3 separate regions of the Homo sapiens genome follow, and all the other regions are linked to region 1. The links are chromatin contacts, found by Hi-C or POLR2A ChIA-PET in ENCODE. All regions are on one chromosome and are shown on one strand. Each heading gives the region's core, a stretch centred on a gene start or an enhancer-like site at or near the end of the contact. The rest is flanking DNA. Distances are from core to core; before and after follow the strand shown. Region 1 holds the start of ZC3H7B (zinc finger CCCH-type containing 7B). Region 2 has its middle 51 kb from the start of SNORD140. Region 3 overlaps CSDC2 (cold shock domain containing C2).

The links. Hi-C counts contacts between places; a loop is a spot of excess contacts on that map. ChIA-PET counts read pairs that join two places held with the same protein, here RNA polymerase II (POLR2A). Pooled maps may share reads with other maps.
Region 2: a loop to region 1 is called in a pooled map, with 7 times the contacts of the local background. The contact joins the enhancer-like site here to the promoter of ZC3H7B in region 1. A Hi-C loop is called at or near these places in 8 of 50 pooled maps. POLR2A ChIA-PET finds 5 or more read pairs at or near these places in 5 of 52 experiments (CD4-positive, alpha-beta T cell, OCI-LY7, activated CD4-positive, alpha-beta T cell and 2 more).
Region 3: POLR2A ChIA-PET joins it to region 1 with 12 read pairs in activated naive CD8-positive, alpha-beta T cell. The contact joins the enhancer-like site here to the promoter of ZC3H7B in region 1. POLR2A ChIA-PET finds 5 or more read pairs at or near these places in 5 of 52 experiments (Caco-2, GM12878, H1 and 2 more).

What each region holds. Positions count from the first base shown.
Region 1 is chr22:41,299,625-41,303,449 of GRCh38, forward strand. ZC3H7B (zinc finger CCCH-type containing 7B) reads left to right here and starts at 1,901. Exons shown (of 23, transcript NM_017590.6): 1 at 1,901-2,148. It also overlaps a transcript of RANGAP1 not described here. RefSeq lists silencers at 1,588-1,927, 2,208-2,277 and an enhancer at 2,009-2,510.
Region 2 is chr22:41,020,554-41,024,378 of GRCh38, forward strand. No RefSeq gene overlaps it. Among named protein-coding and RNA genes, the nearest start is that of SNORD140, 51 kb to the right of the region's middle. RefSeq lists enhancers at 88-665, 1,820-2,396 and a silencer at 1,161-2,390. Within about 2 kb of position 2,103, at least 39 of the 41 ENCODE cell types and tissues checked have a DNase peak (open chromatin) inside an H3K27ac peak, as active enhancers do; they include CD4-positive, alpha-beta T cell and OCI-LY7, where a contact is called at or near this core.
Region 3 is chr22:41,564,005-41,567,829 of GRCh38, forward strand. All of the region lies in intron 1 of CSDC2 (cold shock domain containing C2), which reads left to right. Among named protein-coding and RNA genes, the nearest start is that of CSDC2, 4.9 kb to the left of the region's middle. RefSeq lists enhancers at 1,621-1,915, 1,665-2,487. Within about 2 kb of position 1,712, at least 11 of the 41 ENCODE cell types and tissues checked have a DNase peak (open chromatin) inside an H3K27ac peak, as active enhancers do.

The DNA.
Region 1 (3,825 bases), core at 651-3,150:
AAAGAAGCGGTGGCTGTTACTGCTATTTCAGCTTTAACATGGGGACATAGAGCACACTGTGACAACATGGGACTGACAACATGGGGCTTCCCAGAAAGCCTACCGATGCCAGCCTCCTGGCCCTTTTCTTTTTCTTTCTTTTTTTGAGACAGAGTCTCACTCTGTCGCCCAGGCTGGAGTGCAGTGGCATGATCCCGGCTCACTGCAAGCTACGCCTCCCGGATTCACGCCATTCTCCTGTCTCAGCCTCCTGTGTAGCTGGGACTACAGGCTCCCGACACCACGCCCAGCTTATTTTTTGTATTTTTAGTAGAGATGGGGTTTCACCGTGTTAGCCAGGATGGTCTCGATCTCCTGACCTCATGATCCGCCCGCCTCAACCTCCCAAAGTGCTGGGATTATAGGCGTGAGCTACCGCGCCCGGCCTCCTCCTGGCCCTTTTCTCCAAAGCATCCTCACCTCTGGTTGGGGTCTTGTAATAAAGACCCCTTTACCATCTTAGGCAGCCCAAACAATTGAACAAGTTGGTACCAACTTGAAGAGATAAGAGGCTGGTGTCCTGCTGAATCCCCCTTGAATGATGGACAGTCCTCTTCAAGAATATGTGTTCATTATTTCACCAGCAACCTGGGGTGGTGGAATCACCAGACCATTTGCCATCTAGTTCACTTGAGGCAAAATGCAGCAATCCAACTGGCCTCAGCATCCTCATCGATGAAATGAGAGTGATAATAACCATGGTGGTAAATGTGATAAGTTGTCAAGGGTGTTTCATTGTAAATTGCCTAGGGGGTATTGGGAACTCACACACACACACACACACACACACACACACACACACACACACACACACACATATATTTCTGGAGACAGTTTTGCTCTTGTTGCCCAGGCTGGAGTGCAATGGCATGATCTTGGCTCACTGCAACCTCCACCTCTGGGGTTCAAGTGATTCTCCTGCCTCAGCCTCCTGAGTAGCTGGGATTACAGGCACCCACCACCACGCCTGGCTAATTTTTGTATTTTTGTAGAGATGGGGTTTCACCACGTTGGCTAGTCTGGTCTTGAACTCCTGACCTCAGGTGATCCACCCGTCTTGGCCTCCCAAAGTGCTGAGATTACAGGCGTGAGCCACTGCACCCAGCCCTGATTGTCAATATCTAATCAGGTTCCTCATTTTCCACCATTCCCCAGGTGATGTCTGATCACCTTGCCCTGCCTTCAGCAAGAATCTTGTTAGATGGGTTTAAGCGAGAATCCTCTCATCTCTGATGCAGTTTCCTATGCACTGGCGCTCAATCAGTGGATCCTTTCTCCTTCCTCATAAATTCCCAGTTGCCCATGCTGATTTCTGAATTGAGCCCAAATACTCTCCCTGACCGCAAAACCCACTGCAGTGGTCCCTACACCCATCATGATGCCAATAAAGTCGGCCTTGTAGTCTTTAACAAGTGTCATTCAATATTTTTTTTAACATCCTATACATAAAACTCCAGCCAAGTGAGGTCCTGATTCTTCTATGTGTCTCCGGTTCCCATCTATGAGAAGGGCACAACGCAACCAGGGTTTTGGGCAGCCTTCCATGAAAGCACCTGGAAGCCGGAGAAGGGGGGCGGGGGGACTTTTGACACAGATGGGGAAGGGCGGAGGCGCTGGGTTTGAGCAGCATCAGCCCAGAAATGCAGAACTGCCAAAAGAAACCCCCCTAAAAGGCAGGACACTTTTAAAGAAAATAAAGGTGAATTCCAGGCATGAGCTTTCGACGGGGAATGGGGCTTCCCCGACTCGCCCCCACGCCCCCCGCCCTTCTCCCCAGGTGCGCAGCCCGCGCCGCCCACCCCGGGCGCGGCGAGGCGACGGGAGCCGAGCTCTCTAGGACCCGAGGAGGAAGAGCTGCAGGGAGACAGTGCCTCCAGCGGGTGCTGCCGCGAGCGGCCAGCCGAGGGGCTGGAAATGAAAGTAAAGCGCTCCAGAGCCACATGGACGGAGCTGCCGGGGCGGCGGCGCCGGGAGCAGGATGCGGCCGCCCGTAATTAAATAGCATTTACTCTTATTATTACTAATAATAATAACGTAATCATACCTCTAGTCATAGCATACCATTTATCGGGCTCGGCGCAGGCCCGCGGGGAGCGCAGCCCGGCGGAGGTGAGTGCTTGGCGCGGCCCGAGCCCCGCGGGGCAGAGGCCGGGGACACTGCGTCCGGAGCCGCCCGCGCGCGAGGGTTCGGGGACGCCCGGGCCGGGCAGGGCTGGGGAAGAGGCGAAGAGAGCCCTTTCCAGGCCGGGGCCGCGCGCCGGGCCACCTGGAAAGTGGGATTTTGCAAAAAATAAATCGTCTCTAAAACCCCATTTGCTCCTTTTTGGGGATCCCGGTCCCCGTGCCCTGCCCCAAAGTTTAAAAGTTACCGTGTGGCCGGGGGCACCTGGCGCTGGGGAGACTTGGCCGCCCCTGCAGCCCCCAGGAGGTGTCTTGAAATTTTCGTGGGGCCTCTCTCTTCGGCGTCCGGAGCTTCTGGGGTGTCCAGATGCTTTGCCGACCCCGCGCAGGGGGTCTCGGGGGCTGGCAGGGGCGTCGCTGGCAGGGCCCCCCTTCCTTTTGTGTTGTCCTTGGCCCCGCAGCACCCGGAGTTGGAGGGGCCGCGGCGAGGGCCGGGGAGCGGGGCCGCCCGACGGGCCGCCCCTTTCGGCTGCGGCGGCCACGCGAGCCCGGGGATCCGGGGCCTGCAGCCGGGCCCGCGGGAAGGGGGCGGCAGGAAAGGGGGGCGCGGTCTGGGCCTGCTGGGCAGGGGGGCGTTTCCGGTCGCAGGATCAGTCTCTGGACTTCGAGGCCTGTGGGAGGCCCGCGGCCGTCCAGGGAGTGCTAGGGGGCTGCGGACCCCGGCTCTGGCGCCTGGGGACGGGGGCGCCCTGACGGGGCTGGGGGCCTGGGAGCCGCCGACTCCGGCCTCATACCCCCATCCTGCCCGCTGCGAACCTCAGGGCCCCCCTCCGGGTTTGCTCCCTCCTCCTTTCCCCTCCTTTCTCCTCAACTCTGTCTGTTTTAGGCGTTTATAAGGCGCCTGGTTGGGGGGACTTTCACAGACAAAGCCGTCTTCCCAGGGGGGAAAATAATCATATAAAAACAGCTCACTCTGATAGAACCTGATGGCTGTATTGCCAACAGGGCATTGACGGGGAAGACTAGGGGGCTAGGGCCCTGCGTGGGGAGTCTGGGGGCTCTAAAAGGGGGCTGGGCCTGAGTGGGGAGCTGGTGATCAGCGGTTTTATTTCTCGGGTTGCTAGCTTTGGCATCAGACTTTGAACCCCAACTTCTTGCCATATTCCTCAGCATCTGCAGTTCAGCCTGATGAAAATAGCAGAATGCAGATCCTTGAATTTTCACACAAATGAGATAATTATAGTACATGTAGCAACTGTGTTGGACACAAAATGCTGGCAGAATCTTTAGTTCTACTACCAATACTTCCTCTACACACATACAGCCATCCCCTCCGTGGTGGTCTTCTTTCCCCGTGTCCACCTCCCACAGAAGTTGGACTGCAAGGTGGAAATGACACCTGGTCAACAGTTGGATGGAGCATGTTTGAGAAGTGGGGAGACTTAAGGTGGGAAGAAAGAACCTGTCCAGGAGGGATGAGATCTGAGGATGGGAGAGAGACTTTGTTGTCCCTGAGCTGGGATAAAGTTTCTGTTCTGTAGATGCTGTGTGTTCTTAGCTGCTGGCTTTTGTATAGGTTAGACAGGAATGGGGGTTTTGGTAGATTATTGTGGGGCTTAGAAGCTTGGTGGGATGTGCTGATCTCTCGAGTCTTAGTAGGAAAGC
Region 2 (3,825 bases), core at 853-3,352, 280 kb before region 1:
GAGCCAGGTGTGGTGGCTCACACCTGTAATCCCAGCACTTTGGGAGGCCAAAGCAGGTGGATCACGAGGTCAGGAGTTCAAGACCAGCCTGACCAATATGGTGAAACCCCGTCTCTACTAAAAATACAAAAATTAGCAGGGCGCTGTGGCAGGTGCCTGTAATCCCAGCTACTCGGGAGGCTGAGGTAGGAGAATTGCTCGAACCTGGGCGGCAGAGGTTGCAGTGAGCCAAAACCACGCCACTGCACTCCAGCCTGGGTGAACTGAGTAAGACACTGTCTCAAAAAAAAAAAAAAAAAAAGTGAGGCAAGAGAGACCGTCTCTAAAAAAAGAAAGAAAGAAAGAAAAGAAAAGAAAGGAAAAACAACAGACTGGGCATGTGGCTCACGCCTGTAATTCCAGAATTTGGGGAGGCTGAGGCAGGAGGATTGCTTGAGCCCAGGAGTTTGAGACCAGCCTGGGCAACACGGCAAAACCCCGCCTCTATTCAAAAAAACAAAACCAAAAACCTGTTAGGGAGCAAATCTCCAAGTGCAGGGCAGGACCTGGAGATCCTGGGCTCTCGCCCGCGGAAGGGCCGGGGGTAGGACAGGGCCCTGGGCTGGCTGGCTCCTGGCATCTTCCAGGGCCTGCTTCTGTGGTGACACCTGGCCCCAGGAGGGGAGCCTGCTCTTTTATTGGCTTCACCAGGCCGAGCATGCTGTCTTCATCTCGGCAGCATCCGCCGGCAAAGGGCTGGCGCCGAAGCCTCAGAATATTCGATGGAAGAAGAATGAAAGGAGAGTGACTGGGTCTGTCCCACATTGTGCATTACAGCACATTTTCTAGGTTTGTGTGTGCATTTCCCTCAGGGGCAAGGGGGCCCAGAGACGGGGCTCTTCATTTGATGAGCTCAATGAGTGCCAGGCACTTACGTGTCATTTAAAATTGCCGTTTCCATTATACCGGGAAACTGAGGCTCAGAGAGGTGACTTGATGAGGTCGCACAGATGGTGGGTGGACGCGCTGCCTCAAGCAGTGTCCTGTATACTCTGTCCCTGTGCCTTCGAACCCCTACCCAGTATAAAGGGATTGCGGTGGGGAGAGGCTCCTCAGTCTGTGATAGAAGCAATGAAGGACTCAACCGTCCTGCCCCGCCCCGCCCGGCCTCCTGCTTCTCCCGGTTTCCCTGCCGCAGGCCCCGCTCAACCCCCGCTCTGCCTGCGTCCCGGCCCTCCTTTGCCGCGCCCAGCTCCGAAATGCTGCGGCGGGGGCTCGGCGGGGGCTGGGCGGGGGCCGCAGGGCCACAAGCTCCCCCGCCCCCAGCACCCACTTATGTCCCCTCTGCTCTCCAAACGGGTCCCAGGGCCACACCTGTCTCCTGATCACGACCTGGCCGGAGCCGGGACATGGGCGCCATTTCCGCAGCCCAGCTCGGGTCGCGTCGGTTTTGAAATCAGATAGTCTTTTCTCCCGACTCCAAGGGCGTCTGCCCCGCCCAGGGCTGGGCCGGAGGGGGAGGGGGCGGACACCCCGGGGGCGCGCGCCGCTGGGGGAAGGAGGGGCCCCGAACTTGGAAAAAAGGGAACTCGCACGGAAAAATCAAATCCAAGTGGTCTGCGTTCACCCCTGCTTGGGAGACACAAAGGAAGGGCGCGCGGGGCGGCGGAGGCGCGGGGCTCCGGAGCTGGCTACGCCCGCGGCTCCCGCGCCCGGGCCGCTTCCGCAGAGGACGACAATCCGGGCCGCCTGGGCTGGCTTCGGCCACACCCAGAGGCCGCACCTGGGCCGGCGCCCTCTCTCGGCGCAGCCTCGCGCGCCCGGTCCCCGCCGCGCTCGCGTCCCGGGGGGCGAGTGGGTCCAGATCCCACGAACCCCAGCCGGGACCCGCCCTCCCAAGCTCCGGGGCCAAGGTGGGCCACCTCTCTCTCGGGCTCTTCTCTTTCTGATCTTTTTTATGGCCTAAACTCGAGATCTCCCCACCCTAGTGCCCCCACCCTGCCACCCAACCCAAGGACTGAGTCTGGAGGTCGACCCTGAACCTTCCCTGATCCTCTACGACGTTCCGCGGCCGCAGTCCTCCCGGGCCCCAGGGCTGCAGGTCACGTGCCCGCGGTGGGGGCAGGGAGGGACGCGCAGCGGAGTCTCCGGGCTGCACGTGCAAGGCCTCGGGGAGGGTGGAGCTCTGGCTTCCCGAGCTGCGCTCGCTCCCGGCTTCCGCCGAGGTGCCCGGGGCGCCGGCCTGGAGCAGGCGGGGGTCTGGGTGCCTGGGCTGCGGTCGGGAGCGCCTCCGAAGAAGCACTCGGTGCCTGCCCCGCTGGGAGCGCAAGCATTGTTACCTATCAGCGCCGCACTTAACAGTTGTTAATAGCAGTAAGCCCTCACTAAATTGTCACTGCTGGCAGACCGCAGTAACTCGGTCTGACCTCAAGCACCCGATAAAAGAGTTCTTGTCCGTAAAGTCAGTTACGTAGGAGTTGGTAATCTCGGGTTTTCATTATGGAGAATTTTGAACATAAACAAAAGTCAGGATGGTAAAGTGAGCTCCTGGCGAGCATCCCCCCACACAGAACGAGCAACTCCTGATCCTGTTTTTTTTTTCTTTCCCCAGCCCCTACCCACTGTTCCTCCCTATTATTGTGAAACAAATCCCTGACATCGTGTCATATTTCAGCATATGCCCCCTGAAACAATGGATGAAAGGCCCATTGTTTGTTTAGAAAACTTTTAAAAGTCGGGTAGATAAAAATGTTAGAGTGGAGATAAAAATGTTCCTAGGTGATGATAAAGAGAATTAAAAAGCGGTTAAAGGAGTGAAAAGACTTAAGTGATATCTGTAAGCCGTGCCCATGCTTTCTGGGACATCAGGTGGCCCACGTAAGACCTTGAGCTGGGTGGAGGCAGTGGCGCTGATGAGAAGAGGCTGATTCAGGGAACTAATTGGAGGTGGAAGTGACCAGATTGGCTGATGGATTGTAGTGGGGACTTGAGGAAAAGAGAGCTTCAAGGATGAGACGCTGGCTTGGTTGAAGGGGTTCTTAACTGTAATGGGCAAGGAGCAGATATGAGAGAATGGAGAGATCAAAATAGGGTTTGGCCATGTTACATCTGAGCTGCCTTTTATTTTATTTTTGATACAGGGTCTCTATCAGTCTTCCAGACTTATTGCAGCCTCCACCTTCAGGGCTCAAGTGATCCTCCCATCTCAGCCTCTTGAGTAGCTGGAACTACAGGCATGTGCCACCATGCCTGGCTAATTTGTTTTTTAGTAGAGACAGGGTTTCACCATCTTGGCCAGGCTGGTCTTGAACTTCTGACATTGTGATCTACCCGCCTCGGCCTCCCAAAGTGCCGGGATTACAGGCGTGAGCCACTGCACCCAGCTTAATTTTTGTATTTTTAATAGAGATGGGGTTTCACCATGTTGGCCACGCTGGTCTTGAACTCCTGACCTCGTGATCCATCCGCCTCCGCCTCCCAAAGTGCTGGGATTACAGGCGTGAGCCACCGTGCCCGGCCTATTTATTTATTTTTTGAGACGGAGTCTTGCTCTGTCACCCAGGCTTGAGTGCAGTGGCACGATCTCGGCCCACTGCAACCTCAGCCTCCCAAGTAGCTGGGATTACAGGGTCGTGCCACCACACCCGGCTGATTTTTGTGTTTTTAGTAGAGATGGGGTTTCACCATGTTGGCCAGGCTGGTCTTGAACTCCCGACCTCAGATGATCCACCCGCCTCAGCCTCCCAAAGTGCTGGGATTACAGGTGTGAGCCACTGCGCCTGGCCCTGAGCTGCCTTTTTAATATCAAAGTGGAGAAGTCACACAAAGCAAGTGACAAAGTAAGTT
Region 3 (3,825 bases), core at 462-2,961, 260 kb after region 1:
ACCTGGGAGGCGGAGCTTGCAGTGAGCCGAGATCGCACCACTGCACTCCAGCCTGGGCGACACAGCAAGACTCCATCTCAATTAAAAAAAAAAAAAAAGAAGAAGAAGAATGGGTGTACTAATGGTAGTTACTGCATCGGGTTCTTATGAGTACGAAATGAAAAAATGGGGCAAAGGGCTTGGCACATGGTCAGTATCAATAGATCACTAGATGGTGGCTGAGGCTCACATCAGGACTTCCAATGCTGCTTTTTTAAAATTATTATTGTTTTTGAGACAGAGTCTTGCTGTGTCGCCCAGGCTGGAGTGCAGTGGCGCGATCTCGGCTCACTGCAAGCTCCGTCTCCCGGGTTCACACCATCCTCCGGCCTCAGGCCTCCCCAGTGACTGGGACTACAGGTGCCTGCCACCACGCCCAGTTAATTTTTTGTATTTTTAGCAGAGACGGGGTTTCACCGTGTTAGCCAGGATGGTCTCAATCTCCTGACCTCGTGATCCACCCGCCTTAGCCTCCCAAAGTGCTGGGATTACAGGTGTGAGCCACCACTCTTGGCCCCCAAGCTGCATTTTAATAATCTGTTTCTGTTCCCCCCGCTGGACTGGGGTGCTCTAAGGACAGCTGTTGCCCCACGTTTGTTGTTCTGGTGCCTGCACTCAGTTTGATTTCATTTACATATGTGTTTTTGAAAACCTCGGAGGAGAATTGGCCTGACCTTCATTAGTCATCTGGACCAACGATGATTCACGTAGCTGAAGAGAAAGGTGAGGTCCAGAGAGGAGCAGGTGCCTGCCCCAGGTCACACAGCACTGGGTGGCTGACCAGGCTGCCTTTCCCTAATCCGCTCAGACTGAGAGGACTCATGGTCAAGAGAAGACCATACAGTCAGGCGCGGTGGCTCACACTTGTAATCCCAGCACTTTGGGAGGCCAAGGGGGTTGATCACCTGATGTCAGGAGTTCAAGATCAGCTGGCCAACATGGTGAAACTCTGTCTCTACTAAAAATACAAAAATTAGCTGGGCATGGTGGTGAGCGTCTGTGATCCCAGCTACTCGAGAGGCTGAGGCAGGAGAATCACTTGAACCCGGGAGGCAGAGGTTTCAGTGAGCCGAGATCGCGCCACTGGACTCCAGCCTGGGAGACAGAGTGAGACTCAAAAAAAAAAGGATGGGTGCGGTGGTTTACGCCTTTAATCCCAGCACTTTGGGAGGCTGAGGCAGGTGGATCACAAGATCAGGAGTTTGAGACCAGCCTGGCCAACATGGTGAAACCCCATCTCTACTAAAAATACAAAAATTAATCGGGTGTGGTGGTGCACGCCTGTAATCCCAGCTACTCAGGAGGCTAAGGAAGGAGAATTGCTTGAACCCGGGAGGCAGATGTTGCAGTGAGCCGAGATCATGCCACTGCACTCCAGCCTGGGTGACGGAGTAAGATTCCATCTCAAAAAAAAAAAAAAAAAAAAAGAGGACTATGGCCAGGCACAGTGACTCACACTGTAATCCTAGCACTTAGGGAGACTGAGGCTGCAGTGAGCCATGATGGTGCCACTGCACTCCGGCCTGGGTGACAAAGTGATACCCTGTCTCAAAAAATTAAAAAGTAAGAGAGAACCATGACAACCATTTCCTGCCCCATTCTGCATCCTTTTAGGGGAGCTGAGAATTGGAGCAGAGTCCCAGCATGGGCTGTGGTTCATCTGCCAAGAAGGCTGAGTCACCACCCAGAGTGCCCCATGACACTGCATCCAGCCTCAGGTTATCTCCAAACAGCCTGACATTTGTGTTTACTTCTAGGCCCCTTTGTCTGCAGAGTCAGTCATTTGGGGTCTGGCCTTCTGCAGGGAAATGAAGATGAGCTTGGCTCAGAGCCCAAACTCAGGGCCGGGGGACAGGGGGATGCACACTCGCCGGGGGGCCTTTGACACAGCTCTGTGGCTCCTCCCGACAACCTGGGTAGGATGTTATGATCAGCCCCATTTGACAGATGAGGGATCTGAGGCACAAAAAGGGAGAGTTGGCCGGGCGCAGTGGCTCATGCCTGAAATCCCAGCACTTTGGGAGGCCAAGGCGGGTGGATCACCTGCAGTCAGGAGTTCGAGACCAGCCTGGCCAACATGGTGAAACCCCATCTCTGATTAAAAAAAAAAAAAAAAAAAAGGCTGGGCGCAGTGGCTCACGCCTGTAATCCCAGCACTTTGGGAAGCTGAGGTGGGCGGATCATGAGGTTGGGAGATCAAGACCATCCTGGCCAACATGGTGAAACCTTGTCTGTACTAAAATACAAAAAATTAGCTGGGCGTGGTGGCACACGCCTGTAGTCCCAGCTACTCAGGAGGCTGAGGCAGAAGAATCGCTTGAACCCCACAGGCAGAGGTTGCAGTGAGCCAAGATCACGCCACTGCACTCCAGCCTGTTCACAGAGCAAGACTCCATCTAAAAAAAAAAAAAAAAAAAAAAAAAACACACAAAAATTAGCTGGGTGTGGTGGTGGGCGTCTGTAATCCCAGCCAGCTACTTGGGAGTTTGAGGCAGGAGAATCACTTGAACCTGGGAGGCAGAGGTTGCAGTGAGCCGAGATCACGCCACTGCACTCCAGCCTGAGGGACAGAGTGAGACTCTGTCTCAAAAAAAAAAAAAAAAAGGGGGAGGGTCACCGGACTCAGTGGCTCACGCCTGTAATCCCAGCACTTTGGGAGGCCGAGGCGGGCAGATCACGAGGTCAGGAGATCGAGACCACAGTGAAACCCCGTCTCTACTAAAAATACAAAAAATTAGCCGTGCGTGGTGGCAGGCGCCTGTAATCCCAGCTACTCGGGAGGCTGAGGCAGGAGAAAGGCGTGAACCCGGGAGGCGGAGCTTGCAGTGAGCCAAGATCGCGCCACTGCACTCCAGCCTGGGCGACAGAGCGATCCTCCGTCTCAAAAAAAAAAAAAAAAAGGGAGGGTCACAAAACTGGGTTGCAGTGGAACAAGGATTTAAACTCAGGCAGTCTGGGTCTCAGGCTGCCCTCTTACCTGACTGCTCGTTCTGAAGGGCATTATTCCTGGCAGGAGATGGCCCCAGAAGGACACACGAAATCCCCCTGGAGCTGGCCTTTAGCTCTGTTTGAGTGGAAACAAATGTTCTAGAAACATATCAGTTTCTCTGCTCTTGGGGGAGTTTATTTTCCCATTTAGTTTCTCAGGGAAAGTTCTTTTGGAAAAACTCCAGCCTCATCTTGGCTGAACCAGGAACAGAATTTATATTCACAGGAAGAGCACTGGTTTACTGTTAGACAGATCTGGGACTCTGTCACCTGCTGTGTGACTTTGGGCAAGTCACTCAACCTCTCTGAGCCTCAGCTATCTCATCTGTAAAATGGAAAAATTGTAATTTCAACTCTATAGGGTAACTGGGAGGTTGAAACGTAGAAAATAATTTCTGTAAAGACTTTTGCACAGTACATGGCATTCAGCCAATGAAAGCCTCATTTTCACTTGCCCTCTTTGGCAGCAATGCTCTGGAGAGGGGGTCTGAACTGGAGGGTTGCTCCGTATCTCCATCTTCCCTTCTCTCTGGTCTCTCGGGCTGCTGGGCATTGTACAGCTCCTCCAAGCCCACGCCCTGGCAGGGCCCAGAGAGGGAAAGGCCCTGTACCAGCTCACACAGTAGGTCAATAGCAATACAGAGCCTGGACACAGGACTCCTGCCTTCCCACTGGAAGGCTCCAGATCATACTGATTCAAATTCTGGCTCAGACTTTGATTGGTGTGTGTCCTTGAGTGAGTGATTTAACCTCTTTGAGCCTCGATTTTCTTGTCTACAAAGTGGGGTAATAATAGCA